Linked DNA regions of Mus musculus: all the other regions are linked to region 1. The links are chromatin loops, found by intact Hi-C in ENCODE. Cell type or tissue: left cerebral cortex. All regions are shown on one strand. Links, peaks and the distances in the headings refer to the core of each region. The heading gives the core; the rest is flanking DNA.

What was found. Hi-C counts contacts between places; a loop is a spot of excess contacts. Peaks named below come from ENCODE experiments on the same cell type or tissue, not always from the same donor. Only the 100,000 strongest peaks of a DNase experiment are listed, where the experiment ranks them.
Region 2: it touches region 1 in a loop (2.5-fold over the local background); 3 of 42 quality-filtered maps call a loop at or near these places.
Region 3: it touches region 1 in a loop (4-fold over the local background); 2 of 42 quality-filtered maps call a loop at or near these places.

What each region holds. Positions count from the first base shown.
Region 1 is chr11:108,937,100-108,942,748 of GRCm38, forward strand. Axin2 (axin 2) reads left to right here. Exons shown (of 11, transcript NM_015732.4): 4 at 2,213-2,315; 5 at 4,804-4,944; 6 at 5,092-5,597. Among named protein-coding and RNA genes, the nearest start is that of Axin2, 20 kb to the left of the region's middle. In left cerebral cortex, for the core only: a CTCF peak has its summit at 2,735; DNase peaks (open chromatin) are centred at 3,769, 4,109 and 4,946; H3K4me3 peaks cover 673 bases; H3K27ac peaks cover 2,720 bases.
Region 2 is chr11:108,992,604-108,998,252 of GRCm38, forward strand. The region is part of intron 3 of Gm36876 (a long non-coding RNA gene); the gene reads left to right. Among named protein-coding and RNA genes, the nearest start is that of Gm36876, 15 kb to the left of the region's middle. In left cerebral cortex, for the core only: no CTCF peak of the experiment used is centred there; DNase peaks (open chromatin) are centred at 1,002, 3,344 and 3,697; H3K27ac peaks cover 2,153 bases.
Region 3 is chr11:109,175,961-109,181,609 of GRCm38, forward strand. No RefSeq gene overlaps it. Among named protein-coding and RNA genes, the nearest start is that of E030025P04Rik, 34 kb to the left of the region's middle. In left cerebral cortex, for the core only: a CTCF peak has its summit at 3,078 (motif pointing left); a DNase peak (open chromatin) is centred at 3,049.

The sequences.
Region 1 (5,649 bases), core at 496-5,495:
CGTGCGTGGACACAGACAGGTGCACACACACACTCTTTTTTTTTTCTCTCTACATTATATGGAGAAAGCATACAAGATACAAAAGTGTCGACATTGATTTCTATCTGAGAGGAAAGGAAGATGGCTAAGGAAGGATTGCCTGGCAGATGAAGGGCAGAGTTGAGGGGCGTGACTGGGGAGACTCTCCTCAGACTATTGTGTGTACATGTGTGTGGGTGTGTGTGCCACAGTGCATGTGTAGAGGTCAGGGTTCAACCTTCTCCCCAACCTCTGGCCCCCTTAGGACTCTCGAACTCTAATGTAACCTGTTCCAAGGTAGGGGTATATGGGTAGCCACCTCCCACCATTAAGACCCCAGAGGAAGAGCTGGTCATGAGAGGTGTGGTCATTTATGCAAACCTGGGACAGGGACATGACAGCCTTGTGGGTGACGACACCCGCGCCCCCACCATTCCCACAGCCAGTGAGTGCTAACGGTAGAAGATGTCCCGTCCGTCCTTTCATAGTGTCACATGGCTTCCTGGGGCTTCGGAGATGGTCCCCGTGTTCAGCCCATCAGGGTACGTGGATACTAGAAGCAGGCTGCTGAGTTACCGGTACCTGTTCTAGAGGTCAGCAGTGGCTGGCTTGGCTCGGGAGCCTGAGGTACCATTTCTGGTCACCTATAAAATGTGGTTTCTGTGAGAACACAATCTGATGGCGTGTCAGGTGTGTCCAGTAGCACCTGAACTTGATCCACAGGAGCTAGCAGCTCCAGGCTGTCTGTAGTCGGGTGCGATTCATATGCCGGTGAGGAACCCAGGTCACTGCTGGCGTCTAGACAGTTGTTCCAAAGCGAGTGAGCGGAGTCCTCAGAAAGTTAGCTTTAGATGCACTGTGTTGCTGGACTTAAAACCCGCATAACCCTCTTCACCTTCAGGGGCCTTGGAGAGTCAGGAACTTACCACTTTCTGTCAGCTTCTACCTCCTCTGGGGCAGGGAATGCAACTTGAGTTCCTGCCCCCCAATTCTGAACTTTCTTCTTCCCACCTCCCAGTGTGCCTTGATGTAGTTACCCATCCTGCCTCCTCTCAGCGTTGGAATTAGTCGTATTGTTGGCTTAGCAGGGTCTTCACCATCCCCTCAGGGACCCTGTTCTGTGGTCCAGGCCAGCCACCTTCCAGAAAACAGACAAGATACCACAGGTCAGCCATTCCTCCTGGCCGCTGCTCAGGCACTTGAGTGGCAACTTCTGCTGGCTAGACGAGGGTTCTTTCCCTCCTGCGATGAACGAAACACCAGAGGAAAGGGAAGCAATCAGGTTTTAGTAATTAGTTAGTATTTAGCCTAGTTTTAGTATCATAGCCTCTGAGTGTGGAAGTTTGTGACCCCTGGGGTCTCCGGAGGGGACATCAGTGGGGAAAGTCACACCTTTGCAGTCAGGCTGCTAAGTCTGAGACACAGTTTTTATTTTGTTTTAAAATGGTATCAGCTCTTCACTCTTCCTCTTGCTAAGTAAGGATTGTGGTTGTTTTTTATTTTGGATTTTTTTTTTATGTTTTGTTTTGTGAGTCAGGGTCTCACTAAAGAGTGGGTCTGGAACTCACAGAGATCCAGCTGGGATGAAAGGCTTGTGTCTCCATACCTGGCCCCTGGTTTGTTTTTAAAATAGATTGAAAGACATGGTCCTAGGAAGCTCACCCAGAGTTCATTGGCCACACCCCCAACTTTAGATTGCACGCCCCCTACCCCTGCCAACCCCCCCTTTCTTCTTTGTACGTTGTCATGGTAGTTACCACTTTGGACCCATTTGTCTTTGCACACTGCCCTGAGACTCTCTATTAGGGTACCAACTTCCTAAGAGGAGTAGAACCTTCTGTCTCTCCTCCTGCCTGCTGACCTCCTGCAGAGGGGGCGGTGAGGTCTGACATGTTGCAGGTTCTTGGGTGTTTGGGTGAGTTTGTTTGTAGTGCCTCGTAGGAGGGGCTTTGCTCTTAGATCTTTATGTCCCTGCATCTGGGAGAGACAAGTTTACTTGATGACAGCGGGCAGGGTTTGGAGTTTGGTCTTGGATGGGTCTTTCCCTACGTGACTGCACTTGGAGGTGCACGGCTCATCCCCAGGGAAGCGTGTGGCCTTTCCAGTTGGCAGAATCTCAGGGAGGGTCGTGCAGGAGATGTCAGGTGCTGAGGTCGCCGTGGTGTGAGCCTGTGGACTTTGTCTTTTCCCTTAGAGATGGAGTCCCTCCTTACCGCATGGGGAGTAAGAAACAGCTCCAGAGAGAGATGCATCGCAGTGTGAAGGCCAATGGCCAAGTGTCTCTACCTCATTTTCCGGTGAGTATAGACGACAGGACACCAGGACACGGGTAGTGAGGCCCTAAATTATTACAGGAGCTGGTGGGGGGGGGGGGCAATGCCTGAGATCTGTAGTGAAGGAACAGAAAGGAATGGCCAGACTGAGGAAATTAAATGGTTCTTTTGGATGTGGTGGTAATGGAGTGACGTTTGATAGTTCCTGAATCAAAGAATGGGAAAATTCTGTGGGGGAAGACAAGCAAACAAAATTTATCACTTGATGATGACATGGTAGGCTCACTGCATTCCTGCTAGACTAGAAGCCCCCCAAAGGCAGGGAGCCCCAAAAGAAACATCATTCATTCATTCATTCATTCATTCATACCTGGTATATGCACTAGTTCTTTGCCTGCATATGTGTTCCATGTGAATGCAGTACTCATAGAGGCCAGAGAGGGCGTCAGGTCCCCGAGATTGGGAGCTACAGATGGTTGTGAGCTGTCCTGTGGGTGCTGGGAATTAAGACTGGGTCCTCTGAAAGAGCAACCAATGCTTTTAACCTCTGACCCCCTCTCCACAGCCCCAGAGTTTTGCCTGTTAGCTTCTGTGTATCCCGGACCTGCTACAGTTCCCATCACAGGCAGGCGCTCACTAAGCCTGAAGTGAATGAGGTTGGGAGAATCTCTGTGCGTTATGTCCTGGTGCCCTGCTCACCCCGGAAAGAAAATAACCTCCCATATACAGTCTTAGCTGTCCCAAGCTCCAGAGCTGGGCTCTCTTAGAGTCTGTGTCTGATGACTGTGGATGGGCAGGTGGGGGGGGGGGGGTCTAGAAGTGAGCCTCCCTGGAGAAACCTCCTCCCATGCCTGAGGGAGGGTAACAGGTTCCTCTGGGGACCTTCCCTCGTATGTAACACATCCCTGAGGGCAGCCGGCACAGTCTACTGGGCTCAGGAGCCAGCCTAGAGGGCCCTGCCCAGGCTGGACTCTTTCTACGGTAGCCTGCTACCCAGGGTGCAGGGGGGAAAGAAGAGCCATCCTGTTGAGAGCAGGTGTCTCTGTAAGGCTGTCTTTCCGGCAGCTTCAGAGAATCCAGCCGGTTCGTATGGTTGTGTTCTATTCAAAAAACTTAACACGTCAGACTTCTAGTCCCAGGTCACCTGAGTAGCATTGCAAGATGCTAGCTCTCCCTGGGAAACTCCTGGCACAGACAATGGCAGACTTACCTTGTCTAAAACTAGCATATTAGGATGGCTTTGGGGAGTGATTTTATGATCTCTACCCCCCACCCCATATACTGTAGATGACAAAGATATTTGAGTGTGGGGGTGAGTGGGTATGTGTTCATCAAAATTTGATTCCCCAAGACTATAAATGGGCTGATTTTGTCCCGGCCTGTGCCGATCAACTTTGGAGGATGTATGGTTCCTGGAAGCAGCCTTCCTAAGAACAGCCGTCCATCCACACAGGGGCCTTCCCTCCCCCGCTCACTTGGTGCAGCTAAATGGTTTCTGTACTGAGTGAGACTGACTCTTCAGCCTGGAGAGTAAGTTGGCCTTCTGCTCTTCCCCACCCCAAAAGAAAAGAGGCAAAGCGAGAGGGAGAGAGGGAGATTAGGGGTGGGGGGGAGCGAAGGAGGAGGAGGAGGAAGAAGAGGAGGAGGAAAGAGGAACAAATGGAGAGGTGGGGAGGGCAGAGTGGGGGGCGAGATGACAGAGAAAGGACAGAAAGCCGGGCGGTGGGGGTTCTCGCGGCCTGCAGTTCTTGGCAGGCTTTCTCGACGCCTTTTTATATTCCGTACTTGGTTTGGAGATGTTCCGTTTTCCCTTGATAGATCGGCTTCAGGCAGCCGAGCTCAGCAGTGTTCTGCTACTAGCCCGCAGCAGCTTTCTTCATTTTCTGTACAAAGAGAGGAGGAGGAGGGGAGGAGGGGAAAAATGAGAGAGATGGAGCAGTGTTGAGACAACACTACCTCAAAGGTGCCCAGTGTGAGGCCAGGAAATAAATTACCACTTCTTCTCTGATCTGGGGCCGGTGACTCTCCCCTCCCCTCCCCCCTGCCTCTCTTCCAATCTTATTTATTATTATTTTTTTTTTTTTTAATTTTCAACTCCCTTTCTGTTTAGACTCTACTTTTTTATTCCTTGAGTTGGTTTCTCTCCCCTCCCCATCTCAGAGGGCTGCCTTTTTTTTTGATGTTTGACAACAGTCTTTGAAGATTTTCTACTTCAGAGTAGCTACTGATGGGCTGGTTGTACTACAGAGAGAACAAGCAGGGCCTCTCGGAGTGCGACCAACTGCTCCTGCCCAAGGCAAACGCTGGTGGGGACCATGGCTCTCCATGAGGCCACAGAGCCGGTGCATAAAAGTCCTGAGCAGCACAGGCCGGCTCGCCACCCACTCTCCACTCAAACACGGGGACCTGGCGCACATCAGTGGGCCCCGCAAGCTCCATCCAAGCTGGTATGGCCAGTGCCTGCCTGGACTGCTAATGGTGCTTGGTTTCTGCCTTCTTCCCACACCCTCAGAGAACCCACCGCCTGCCCAAGGAGATGACGCCTGTGGAACCTGCTGCCTTCGCCGCCGAGCTCATCTCCAGGCTGGAGAAACTGAAACTGGAGCTGGAAAGCCGCCATAGTCTGGAGGAGCGGCTGCAGCAGATCCGGGAGGTAGGACAGGCTTGGGCGTCCTCTCCACCCTGTGCATGCAGAAACGCGCATGCGTACATGGGTGCGCCAACCCACGGGTGCATGGACTGGGGGAGCGCGGAGGCGTTGCTTTCTTGTTCACCTCCCCTCTGGGTCCTCCCTTTTCAGGATGAAGAAAAGGAGGGGTCTGAGCAGGCCCTGAGCTCACGGGATGGAGCACCGGTCCAGCACCCCCTGGCCCTCCTACCCTCCGGCAGCTATGAAGAGGACCCACAAACCATTTTGGACGACCACCTCTCCAGGGTCCTCAAGACCCCCGGCTGTCAATCCCCTGGTGTGGGTCGCTATAGCCCACGGTCCCGCTCCCCCGACCACCACCACCAGCACCACCACCATCAGCAGTGTCATACCCTTCTTCCGACTGGGGGCAAGCTGCCCCCCGTGGCTGCTTGCCCCCTCCTTGGAGGCAAGAGCTTCCTGACCAAACAGACGACGAAGCACGTTCACCACCACTACATCCACCACCACGCTGTCCCCAAGACCAAGGAGGAGATCGAGGCAGAAGCCACACAGAGAGTCCGCTGCCTCTGTCCTGGGGGAACAGATTATTATTGCTACTCCAAATGCAAAAGCCACCCAAAGGCTCCAGAGCCCCTGCCTGGGGAGCAGTTTTGGTAAGTGACCAGCACACCCCAAAGATGGGGCTTTTCTTCCAGCCTGAGTCCC
Region 2 (5,649 bases), core at 502-5,501, 56 kb after region 1:
CAACCCTCCGTTCTGAACTAGCTTTGCTCTGGCCTTAGCATCCAGCGCTGTGTCTTCACAGGCCACAGTTCCCCCATAGTGAGTGGGGCTGGTGGAAGGGAGTGATACACTTCTCAGAAAGCACCACTCCTCTCCCGTGTGCCTAGACACCGTGCCTTAACCGCAAGGTGGTCCTTACGAACATGGGTTTCAGAACCGGACGTACCTGGGTTTGCGTCTTGGTATTTTGGGATGAGTTCTTCATGGTTGCTGTTGTTCATGTCTGCCCTGTGACATACAGAACTTGGAAATCTTAGGAAAGACTCATTGTCTCGAAGTTTCTGTGGGTTAGGAATTCCAGGTGGTCCCTTCCGATGGGACTGGCTCAAGATGGTAAGAAGGTGAAGGATCTGTTTGTGGTTCATTCATGTAGATAAATCAGTGCTGGCTGTCGATAAGCAACCTCTGAGTGCATGCTCAGTTCTGCACCACTTCACTAGTTGTATAGGTCAGCCATATTTGATGTGGGCAGGGGCTACATGAAGAATATAAATGCAGGGAGCTGAGAAATACCTGGGGTTATCTTGGAATCTGGCTGCCCTGTCCTCTCTTGAGTTTCAATTTCCTCCATGGTATTGTAGTTAGGAGAGGTGAAAACTTCACCTGAAGTTCATGCCATAGAATAGACACTCAAGAAACTGTTACTATCTTTCATGATGGTAACATGGAATTGTCCTTCCATGATGGAAGGTGTTACTACGTTGTGCTTGCCCTGGGCACTTTGCATTTGCTAGCCTGTGAAATTTTCATAACAATCCCAACAAGTAGATATTATGGTTACATCTACTTTATAAGAGGAACTGAGGCCCCCAGGATAGTCAAGATGGAAGAATGATGTCAACCCATTGGCCCGACTTCCTACTCAAACCCAGCTTAGCCCAAATCTGAGATGCTCCTACTCTGAAGTCATTGTGGAAATCTGGGCCCCACCAACCCCAGCATTCATCACCCTTCCCTGTGTTATGTGCAACTAGATGGAGAAATGAGTCACAATAGAAACCCATAGCTCGCCTACCTCCTCGCTTCGTGATCTCCAACAAGCGGCTCTCCCTCTTGATTTCCAGACTTCGATATGATTTGGAACTTAAATGTCCCCTGAAGGCTCTTGTGTTCAAGACTTGAGCATCAGCCCAATAGCCTTTGGGGGAAGTGATTGGCTTTTGAGGGCTCTGGTTTAGTCAATGAATGGATCTTTTGATGGATTCATAATACGGCAGCATTATTGGGAAGTGAGGCCCATTGAAAGGAATTCATCAACATTGAAGGCATGCCCTGCAAAGACATATCTTGCCCTGTCCCCTTCTGTTGGGAGCCACCCTCACATTCGCCGTTACAAGATGGCGCTGACATCCTGTGTTCTAAGTGGTAAACAAATAATCTGCGCATGTGCCAAGGGTAGTTCTCCACCCCATGTGCTCTGCCTTCTCCGTGACGACAACTCGGCCGATGGGCTGCAGCCAATCAGGGAGTGACATGTCCTAGGCGGAGGATAATTCTCCTTAAAAGGGACGGGGTTTCACCATTCTCTCTCTTGCTCTCTTGCTCTCTTGCTCTCTGGCTCCTGAAGATGTAAGCAATAAAGCTTTGCCGCAGAAGATTCCGGTTTGTTGCGTTCTTCCTGGCCGGTCGCGAGAACGCGTGTAAGACCCTTCCTGTCCCTGACTCCTGTCTGCCAAGCGGTGAGCCCCCTCCCTCCACCACATGGTCCCACCATGATGCTCTACCTCATCATACTCTGCCCTGAAGAAACAAAGCCAAGGACACAAACCCCAAGAATCATCAGCCAGGCATTTTGTCACAGTGACACAAGGTGATGGACACAAATTCCTTGTCTCTGAAGTAAAGACATGAGTCACATGCAGTTTATTGAGAGGATATGAAATAAGAACCCATACAGCCACCAATCAAATGATGAAGGCCAAGGAAGTCAGCCTCTTTTGTTTGGAGTGGTTGGCTCTTTTCACCACCCTGTCTTGGGGTGGAAATCCTGCTATCTTCAGGTCATTTAGAGATAAGGCTCCAAAGAAAACTCACTACCCACCCGCAAGGATTGCAAAGCTTGACCTTGGGCATAGTAGTTAACCTGGACAAACAACTGGGTGTAGGGAAGGGAGCAAGAGTAGGGAGAGACCCTGACCCAAGTTTCTAGAATTCTTCATTGATTGGTGAATGATAGTTCCCTATAACAAAAGAATGAGGTGGGCTAGCTGTCAGCAAAGGGGATAGGTGTATGTCTTCTGCACCGAGGGACCTCGCTGGTGTCTTTTCTGTCCCTGCTCAGCTTTTCCTACCACGCTGAGGTGTCTGTACTTGCCCATGGAGTGCAGTTCACAAGCTTCTTGCTCTGGAGTCAGCTGGGGTAATGTGTCTAAACTCAGTTGCCAGGTCATTCCGGCAACTATCCAATGAGACAGTGTTTACTTAGCACAGTATTCAAAGCTAACTCATCACAAAAAAGACCCGATAGACATTATTGAGTCCTACTCAATGTCTAGTGTATTAGGAAGTATGGGGGCAGGGTGGGACAGGCTGTGGAGGGATTCAGGCAACCTCACTTTCTCCCTCCCTCCTCCTCTTCTTTCTTTCCCCCTAGAATCTCAAAAACAAAGTATCCTTTTCTTTGGTCAGACAGCCAGTTGCTCTCTGCCTCAGCAAGGGCAGCTAGTCTCCCGGCCTCCCAGTAGGAATTGCCCTGGAAGACAAGGCCCTACTATGACCTTTCACCTTGTGACCTCCGGGTGAAGGACCATTAACCAAACTGCTTTCTCCACTCCTTTGTGGAGGACAGTCCTTTGTCCAGCTGTCCTCTAAAAAGAAAACGTGTGGAGTGATGGCTTCTATGCCCAGGCTGCGTGTGAGCATGGGTCGCCATCTTTGTTTGTATAGTCGTTTATAATTTCTAAAATCCTTTCATGTGTGGGATCTCATTAGGTCTCCAGAGAGGTTATGTTTCTGGCTCAAGGTCACCCAGCTGGCAAATGGCCAGTCAGGACTGGCTCCCAGGTCTTTTGATTTCCCAGCTTGCCTCCATCTCCATCTGAGCTCCAGGTCAGCGGCAGGAGGAGAGATTTGGGGACAATATACGAGGATAATATATAAGGATAATTTTGATTTGTCCCATTTCTGTCCCTACATTTCTTACTAGGCAGGCTTTCTGTCTAAAACAAGAGGAAGAACATTGCTATTTATATTCAGCCAGCTCCTTTGCTAGATGTGTTGCATAAGTTATCAGATTGGTTTCAATTCTGTTCCCATGGGAAACTCATGAAATGGGCATTCTTTCCGTTCTATGAAGAAATCTGTCTGGTGGCCAGGAATGCACCTACAGTCACACGGCTGTGGAGTGGCATCTCAATCTCCTTAAAGCCACGAAGCATATTCTTTTCCTACCACCTTGTGTTTCTCATACTGTGGGAGTCTTGTAGACACAACTCAGAACAGCTTATGTGTGGCCCTGGGGGTTCATAGTTTTCTACAATAGTAAGGTAGATACAGGGTTTGGAGAAGTTAAATATAAGTTTAGGGTGGGCTCTGGCTGTGAAACTCAGACAACATTTTCTTAAAGTTGACCTCTATAGCTGAGAAATACCAGTGAAAAGTGGGAGCAGGGTCCCCTGGCCAGCAGGTGACTGAGTCTGTGTGGCTGTGCACATGTCGCACATGTCCCCAGAGGAACTGTGTTCCTTTGGTGAGGCTAGCAGAGGAGTTGATGTGATTCTGGGAATGGTTCTGCTTTTTTCTATTTTCCTCCTCCTCTTTGTCACCCACCTTCATCAATCTAGAGGGAAACAAGCTACATGAACTACATGAAAGGCTTTAGGAATATATTCTGTCATGCTCACAGGAGGGCATCAGGCTCTTTATCTGGAGTCACAGGCTGCTTGCTACTTACACAGGGACATGGGTCTGAAGGAATAATGCCAGCCTCTGTGGTTCTTCAGCAAAACTTTCAACCCCAAAGACAGGGAAAAGTCTAGACATGGCTGCCAATGAAGATGGGTCTCTCTTAGTGTCTCAGCAACACCGAATCTCACCCAGGAACACTGTAGTGATCAATCACTTATTATAAGATAGGAAAGGGACCCATTTATATTCGTTTGGATTCAGTTCAGTAACACAGCTCCACAGCGATGGCATCTTAACTAAGATGCTACTTATTCCTCCTTTCCATGAATGTCCAGTGGAAGGAGGCCTAGCATTAGGGTGGGGATTGTGAGCTAGAGAGCCCCGAGGACCAGGCTCCTTTTAGTTTCTTATGCATGACTTTCAGAGTTGCCTTTTGGTCTAAGATGGCAGCTGTAGCTCCAGCCATCGTGTCCATTGTCTCCAAGATGGCAGAAGAGAAATGAAAGAAAGGCAGAGCTGGCACACCAGTGCCATTCCTACATGCTGCTTACACACAGGTGCCATGGGCCAACCTTGATCATGACCACACTTAAGGAGGCTGTGACTAAGAAGCTGTGAAGCTGTGACCATGTCTTTGCTTGGAAATAGAGTAATTGCAGATGTAATTGAGTCGAGATGCTATTGGACAATGAGTCCAACATGGCTGGCTGTGTGAGGATGACAGATATGCAAAGAGTACACCATATTACTGGGAAGTCAGAGACCAGTGGAATGCTGACAAAATTAAGGAGTTATGTGGAAGACCCAGCAGCTAGATCTCTCTCTCTCTCTCTCTCTCTCTCTCTCTCTCTCTCTCTCTCTCTCTCTCTCTCTCTCTCTTTCTCTCTCTCTCTCTCAGAGCTTCTGTAGAAATCCAACCAAGGTTGGCTATCTACCCTCTAGAACTGGTACAAAACTTTTGTGCTATTTAAGTCGCTCAGCCTGTGGTATTTTGTTATGGTAGCCCTAATAGGCTCACGAAGATGCCATGGTTTTGTATGGTTTTTGTGACGGAAATGTCTTTCAGTGGCTGGAAGCTCTGTTTCTCAGGAAGATGAAAGCCTTGGTTTCCCTTACAAAGGGAGTAAACTAATGCCCAGTGGTGGCTGTTACCAGGTTTTATTCAAAGTCATCAAGTTCAATGCAACTTTTATCCATCCCCCCTTTCCTGTGTTCCAAGCACCAGGACAGATGCATGACCCCAGGAAACCGGACAGGACTGAGAAAAAAAATCAGAGTATGGGGGTGGGGATGGAGGTGAGGGCTACCATCTTGGTTCTGGACTCCTCCTCTACTTTAAACTGAGATGTTTCTGGTCACTGGCTACCTCAGTGCCTTGGCACTGGGAACAGTGAGCAGAGCAGCCCCAGATTCTCAGTTCTTCTGCCAGGCGAGAGTCCAGAGTTGAGGCTGATGTGTGGAGATCAAGTCTTCTCCCAGTGGGTGCTGAGCCAAGCTGTCTTGGTATTTGAGTTGCTCCATCTGTGGCTGCTTATCTTACTAGGTCAGAGCATGCTGCAGCTACAAAAGCCAAGTCCCAGTGCACTAGGGGGCTGGCTGGAGCATCTTGTTCATGACCTCCTGACTCTAGTGGCGAATCACCAACAAGTCTGTACAGGGCTAGAGTGTTTTGTTTCCTTTTCCAGGCATCGGTTTTGTCACCCAAGCTTCATGGTTATCTCTACCTACAGTGTGTGGGCACATGTGATTGTCTTCCCTCTCCCA
Region 3 (5,649 bases), core at 383-5,382, 240 kb after region 1:
TAGTAGATTCTCAAACTCAGAAATGAGGATCTCTGTGACAATCTTGTTCATTTCCCTCACCTTGTGGGCATGACCACTGTCAGTCTTTTTGGGGTGCTTCTACCAAATTTGAGATCCTGGGAGGGACTCACCTGGTTGTTGCTAACCGATCATTGGAAGTTGGACCCATTTTCATCTGTTAACATATGGCGGCTGCTTTTAGCTGTATGTCACCTTATAATTGGCCTATTGAATTTCATCCGGTTTCTGTAGGGCCATGTTTTCAATTTGTCATGGTTGTTTTGAATTTTATTCTTGGCTCGCTGAGTGTGAGCCACCCCACCAAATTTAGTATCGTGTGAAGATCTGATGAGCACACTCCTCCCCCCCCCCCCACACACACACCATCCTTTTGTTTTAAGGCATTAGATGGGCCCAGCAGCTAATCCCTAGAGACGAAGCACTCTTTCAAGTAGATGGCTCATTGCCGGTTGCGCAACAAGAGTGATCTCTTCGGAGCTATGGATGCGTGTGTTCATTTGGAAACAGTCATGGAGTGCAGATAAGCCTGAGAAAGAAGTAAAGATAATTCATTTTCCCATCAGGCAGATGTAAGAACTGTCATTTTGTATGGATCTATGTTAAATATGTATACTTAAATCAACACAGATTAAGGGACATGCACTGTACTGACAGGCTTATTTGTGGACTTTATGTAGCATGAGCAGGTGGGTAATTACGCATGCTTGACTAGTACATAGACATCACACATGAATGCTTGCTTCATACGATGATTGTGTTGACAGTGCAAACCATATTTAGCTCCAGGAAGCATCTGAGACAACAAGAAGGGGGGCGCTTGATTCCTACAAGAATAACATTTCAGGTGGGGCATGGCGACGCACGCTTTTAGTTCCAGCACTTGGGAGGCAGAGACAGGCAGATCTCAGTGAGTTTGAGGCTAGCCTGGTCTATATATGGAGCTCTAGGCTGTCGAGAGCTACAGAGTGATACCCTGTCTTCGAAATAAACAGAACCATAAAAAGAAAGACTTCTCAGAGCAAAGAGATGGCTCCTGAAGTAACGACACTTAACCACCAAGCCTGGCAACTGGAGTTTGGTCCCCAGGATCCACATGGTTCAGGACAAGGACAGGACCAGGACCTATAGGTTTTCCTCTGGCTTCCACTCAAGGTGTGCCATAGCACATGCCCCCCGCTACACACACACACACACATGCATGCACACACAGTGTAATTTTTAAAATGTTTGTGTTTTTACTATACTGGCCTTTGGGAGTGCCACCACACTTAGAGACTATTCAGAGCTTCTCTGATCGTTTCCACTGTAAAATAATAGTAATTAACAAATTAAAAAGAGCCCTCTGGTTGTTTTTCTATCTCAACATTTCCCAAATTTAGTTATCTATAAAATTCTATTTCTATGATCCATGGCCATTCCTTTGACAAATGTTTAGAGAAATGCAGTTTGGGGTTATATCCTGAGCATCAGACTAAAGAGCTATAATACTTTTTACATTTGTATTTCATTTATTATTGTTGTTGTTGATGACGATGATGATGGTGGTGGTGGTAGTGGTGTGTGTGTGTGTGTGTGTGTGTGTTCATGGCAGGCAGAGTGTTCTTGCCATGGTATAGATAGGACAACTCTATGAAGTTGATTCTCTCCTTCATCTTTTCGTGGATATTGGGGAATCTGACTCAAGTAACCAGCTACCTTCACACGATGAGCCATCCCACTGGCCTGAGTTATAACAATTTTCAGAAACATTTGACTTAAAGCCAAGAGACAAGCCCCACCCCAGACTTGCCATGAGCAATAACTCCGCCCAGGAGGGAGGTGGTATGTGTGTGCATATGTGTATTTATTCAGTTCCCTTCATGGTTTTGACCTGCCGTGACCCTCCCTGAAAGCGAAGGTGAATTAAAATGAAATCGTGTGGAATGATGAGATCTTAACAATCCTCTTCACTTCCTCTGCCTCGTGGTGATGTCATGCTCTACCCGGCACTCCCCAGGCTGATTCACTGATGACTTACAACTCCATGGCAGGCAGTAAGCTCTAAAGGGGTTAATGTCGCTTGCCCTACATGACCAGTGGCAGCATTAGGGTGTGGATGCTAAGGCCCCTGAGCTTCCCTAAGCCAGAAGCCCTCCGGTCCCCTGGTGGACCATGTTCCTGTCCACACATCTCAGGAAGGAAGAAATCCCAGCTTCCAGGATGTGGCCTCCCTTCTTCTAAAGTGTTCCCCACCCACACAGTGACTCTTCCTGTGATAAATGGTGGCTCCTCTTGATGCCCTGAAACAGGCCTGTTCTCAGTGACCACATCTCTACAGCCTTTCCAATTTGAAAGAATCTGGTTTCCGAGTCCCCTAGTTGCTTCTTTAGTGGGGCTTGGACAGGTGAGTGGTGAAGGCCATGCAGGTTTGTAGCCAATGTCTCCTGATAGCCTGGTCCCCTGTAGATAAATAAAAGTTCCTGAGTGTCCAGAAGGATGTAGGCCATAGCACAGTGCACACTGCTTAGCCGGTGTTGATTAACGCGTGTCCAACAAGGTGCCATACCAAATAGTTCTAATGTCTATCTTGTGGCAGGTCTCTCTCTCCTGGACTCTCATTTAAATGGTCCAACAACCCTGTAATGGCATTAGATCTTCAGTTCACAGGGTAGGAAGCAGAGACTGGGGCATTTGCCCAAAGCCCTACAGCTAGAATAAGAGTAGAGAATCAAACCCAGACTCTGCCTCCCTCCTGGGGATGTGAATTTCCTCCTAACCTGCCACCTTTGACCATGCTCCCTACAGAACTGGCCCTCTCTTGGGGCTTCTTTGGCCTGCTGGCTCCTTCCCTCTGTGCACACCTGTCCGTCGCTCTGTCCCTACACTTTGTCTTGTGTTTCTAATCTTCACTATTCCCCCTGAACCCTAACGTGTCTCTCCTCCCTTCTCCCAAGAAGGCAGCCCCAGGAACCCTCAGAACACTCCCAGGCAGCCTGTTACAGGAAGAGTTAGCTTTCCAGACCTGCTTTCTGGTTCATGTCACCTAACTGTGTAGCAGAGCCACCTACTGGCTATCCTAAGCAGAGGGCCCAGAAGCCCTGGGAACCCGCCCAGGTTCTTCAACCTGGTGCACACAGCAGTTTTTATAAAACTCCCTCTTCATTCTTCTCTATTCTCAGCCTGAACTAAGAAGACCAGAGAGGACCTTTATCCTTTGTCTTTGTCATCCTGCCCTAAAGACAAAAATCAAAGGGAAGGGACAGCTTTGATGAGAAAGCATCAGCCACTATGTGAGGTTGATCATAGCGTGGCCAAAACGTCCAGAAGGCTCTGGGCAGAAGCATTCACAGGCAGATGGACAATGGGTGACTTTCTGGAACGCAGACGGAGGAACAAGATGGCTCAGGGCAGGCTGACCTGCTGTAGGCTGTGCTCTGAATGGGTAAAACAATCCCTGGGGCATTCTCTCTGTCTCTCTGTCTCTCTGTCTCTCTGTCTCTCTGTCTCTCTGTCTCTCTCTCTCTCTCTCTCTCTCTCTCTCTCTCTCTCTCTCTTCTGGTGAGCTGATGTCATTCAAATAAAATACAGTTCCAACGTTGAGCTATGGGGAGGAGAGAGACAGAGAGATAGCCACATGCTAGAAACTCACCTCACCAACCTACAAGACAGTCAAGGAGATAGTGTCCCAGAAAGAGGGTTTCTTGGGCTTCCTTGGGGCATCATGAGATAGCCATGGATGCTTCTTTGATGGAGGTTTAATGGGATGGGATCAGAGCACTGAGCCTGGGGTACCCCAGAAGGAAGAGCAGGGCTGAACAACTGATGGAGCAGCTCTAGGGCAGTTACGCAGGAGGACTGTGTAACCAGCTGTCGCAGGAACTCAGGCGAACCAACCTCAGTTCCCACTATCCACGTAAGGTTGGTTCCCAGCAACCACGTTGGGCAGCTGTGCACATATGCCTGCATACACCCCAACACACTAAAGAATAGAAAGGAATAGATGAAACGGATGTCATAGAATACTTGAATTACCCAAGAAGATGCAAAGTACTGTTCTTTTAACATGGAATCAATGCTTTAAAATTGTCAATGAGGTGTGTTACATTTACCATCAGACTGGCTGACCAAACTCTGGGGTCTATTTGGTTGTCAGAGCACACATCTCAGGTTGGACCATATCTGACCTGCATGTGGCTGCTGGCCACATGGTAGAGGATGCTGACCTCCACACACATTGCCTTTCCTACCTGAACAACTTCAGTCCCTGGGGACAATCGGGACAGTTTGGATGCTCACACTTTAAAATGAAAGGTGCCACTGGCCTCCTGTGGGTAGAGAAGAAAGACACGTAAGACAGACACCCCCACAAGGAGGATTGATAAGTTTTCCACATCACCAGGGAACTCAACACTTCCCGTAATGCTAGAGGATGGTCAGAGCCGAGTGGACCGGGCGATGCCTCTGCCGACACACCCTCAAGAACCCGCCTCAGACAGGGCAGGCTTCCAGGCGCCACTGTCAGGACTTCCTGGTGCTTTGTGATATGGCACAGGGATACACCCAGAGCCACTCAGATAAGCCAGATTGTGTCCGCAATGATTACAGTCCTGCAATTATCCACACGCCGCCCCACCCAACCTTGACCTGGCTATTGCCATACATTGTGGCTCCTGTGCAGAGCAACTATTTGATGGAGGAGAATGAGAACAGGACAGCCTGCAGTTGTGAAGTGTGCAACCTATGTAACTGAGTATGACAGTTATACTCCCAGAGAGAAGGGACTATGCTTTCTTGTCATGTCATCGTTCTTGGTCATGGCTGCACTCAGAAGCCACAGAGCTGAGCACTCGTCGACCAGACATGTACTGGAAAAGACGCTTTAGCTTTCAATTTGGGAACCATGACCAAGAAAGTGAAATTGAAGATGTCTAGTTGCCTACCCAAGGCTTTTATTATGTTAAGATGAGTGGCCAGGTGGCTCAGCAGGGAAGGACACTTGTCATGGAAGCCTACCATCTTGAGTTTGGTCCCTGAATTTTACATGGTAGAAGGAGACAACTGACCATCTAATGTTCCCTAAAGGTGTCCTCTGACCCCAGCATACATGTATGATACTAGAGCACCTGCATTTACATACACACACAAACACACACACAGGCTTGCACACACACACACACACACACACACACACACACACACACACGCACGCACTCATGAATACACAGGTATGCACACACAGCAGGTCCCTTGGTCCTTCATAGTGATAACTGTTTCCTCCTCTGCCCCATCCATTCCTTCCTACAAATATTTATCATAGTGTGAAACTGTTAGCTCATAAAGCAATCAGGTAAGCAAAGGCAGAAGGTCATGCCTGTTGTACGGCTAGCACTGCAGGAAACCAAGATAAACAACCCATTTCCAGTAGAGCCAGCTCAGCTGATATTAGCAGGTGACCCGATTTCAAACAACCATTATAAAAAAGGGCATTCCCAAGGCCAAGTGATGCGCTTTCAAGCTCAGTCTGGAGCCAGACTTCCAGACGAGACACTTTTTGCCGAGCACTGTAGCACACGCCTGTCATCTGAGCCCCACCAAAGACAGGCTGAAGCAGAAATCCCCATGTAAGGCCAGCCTGGGCCCTCATAGTGA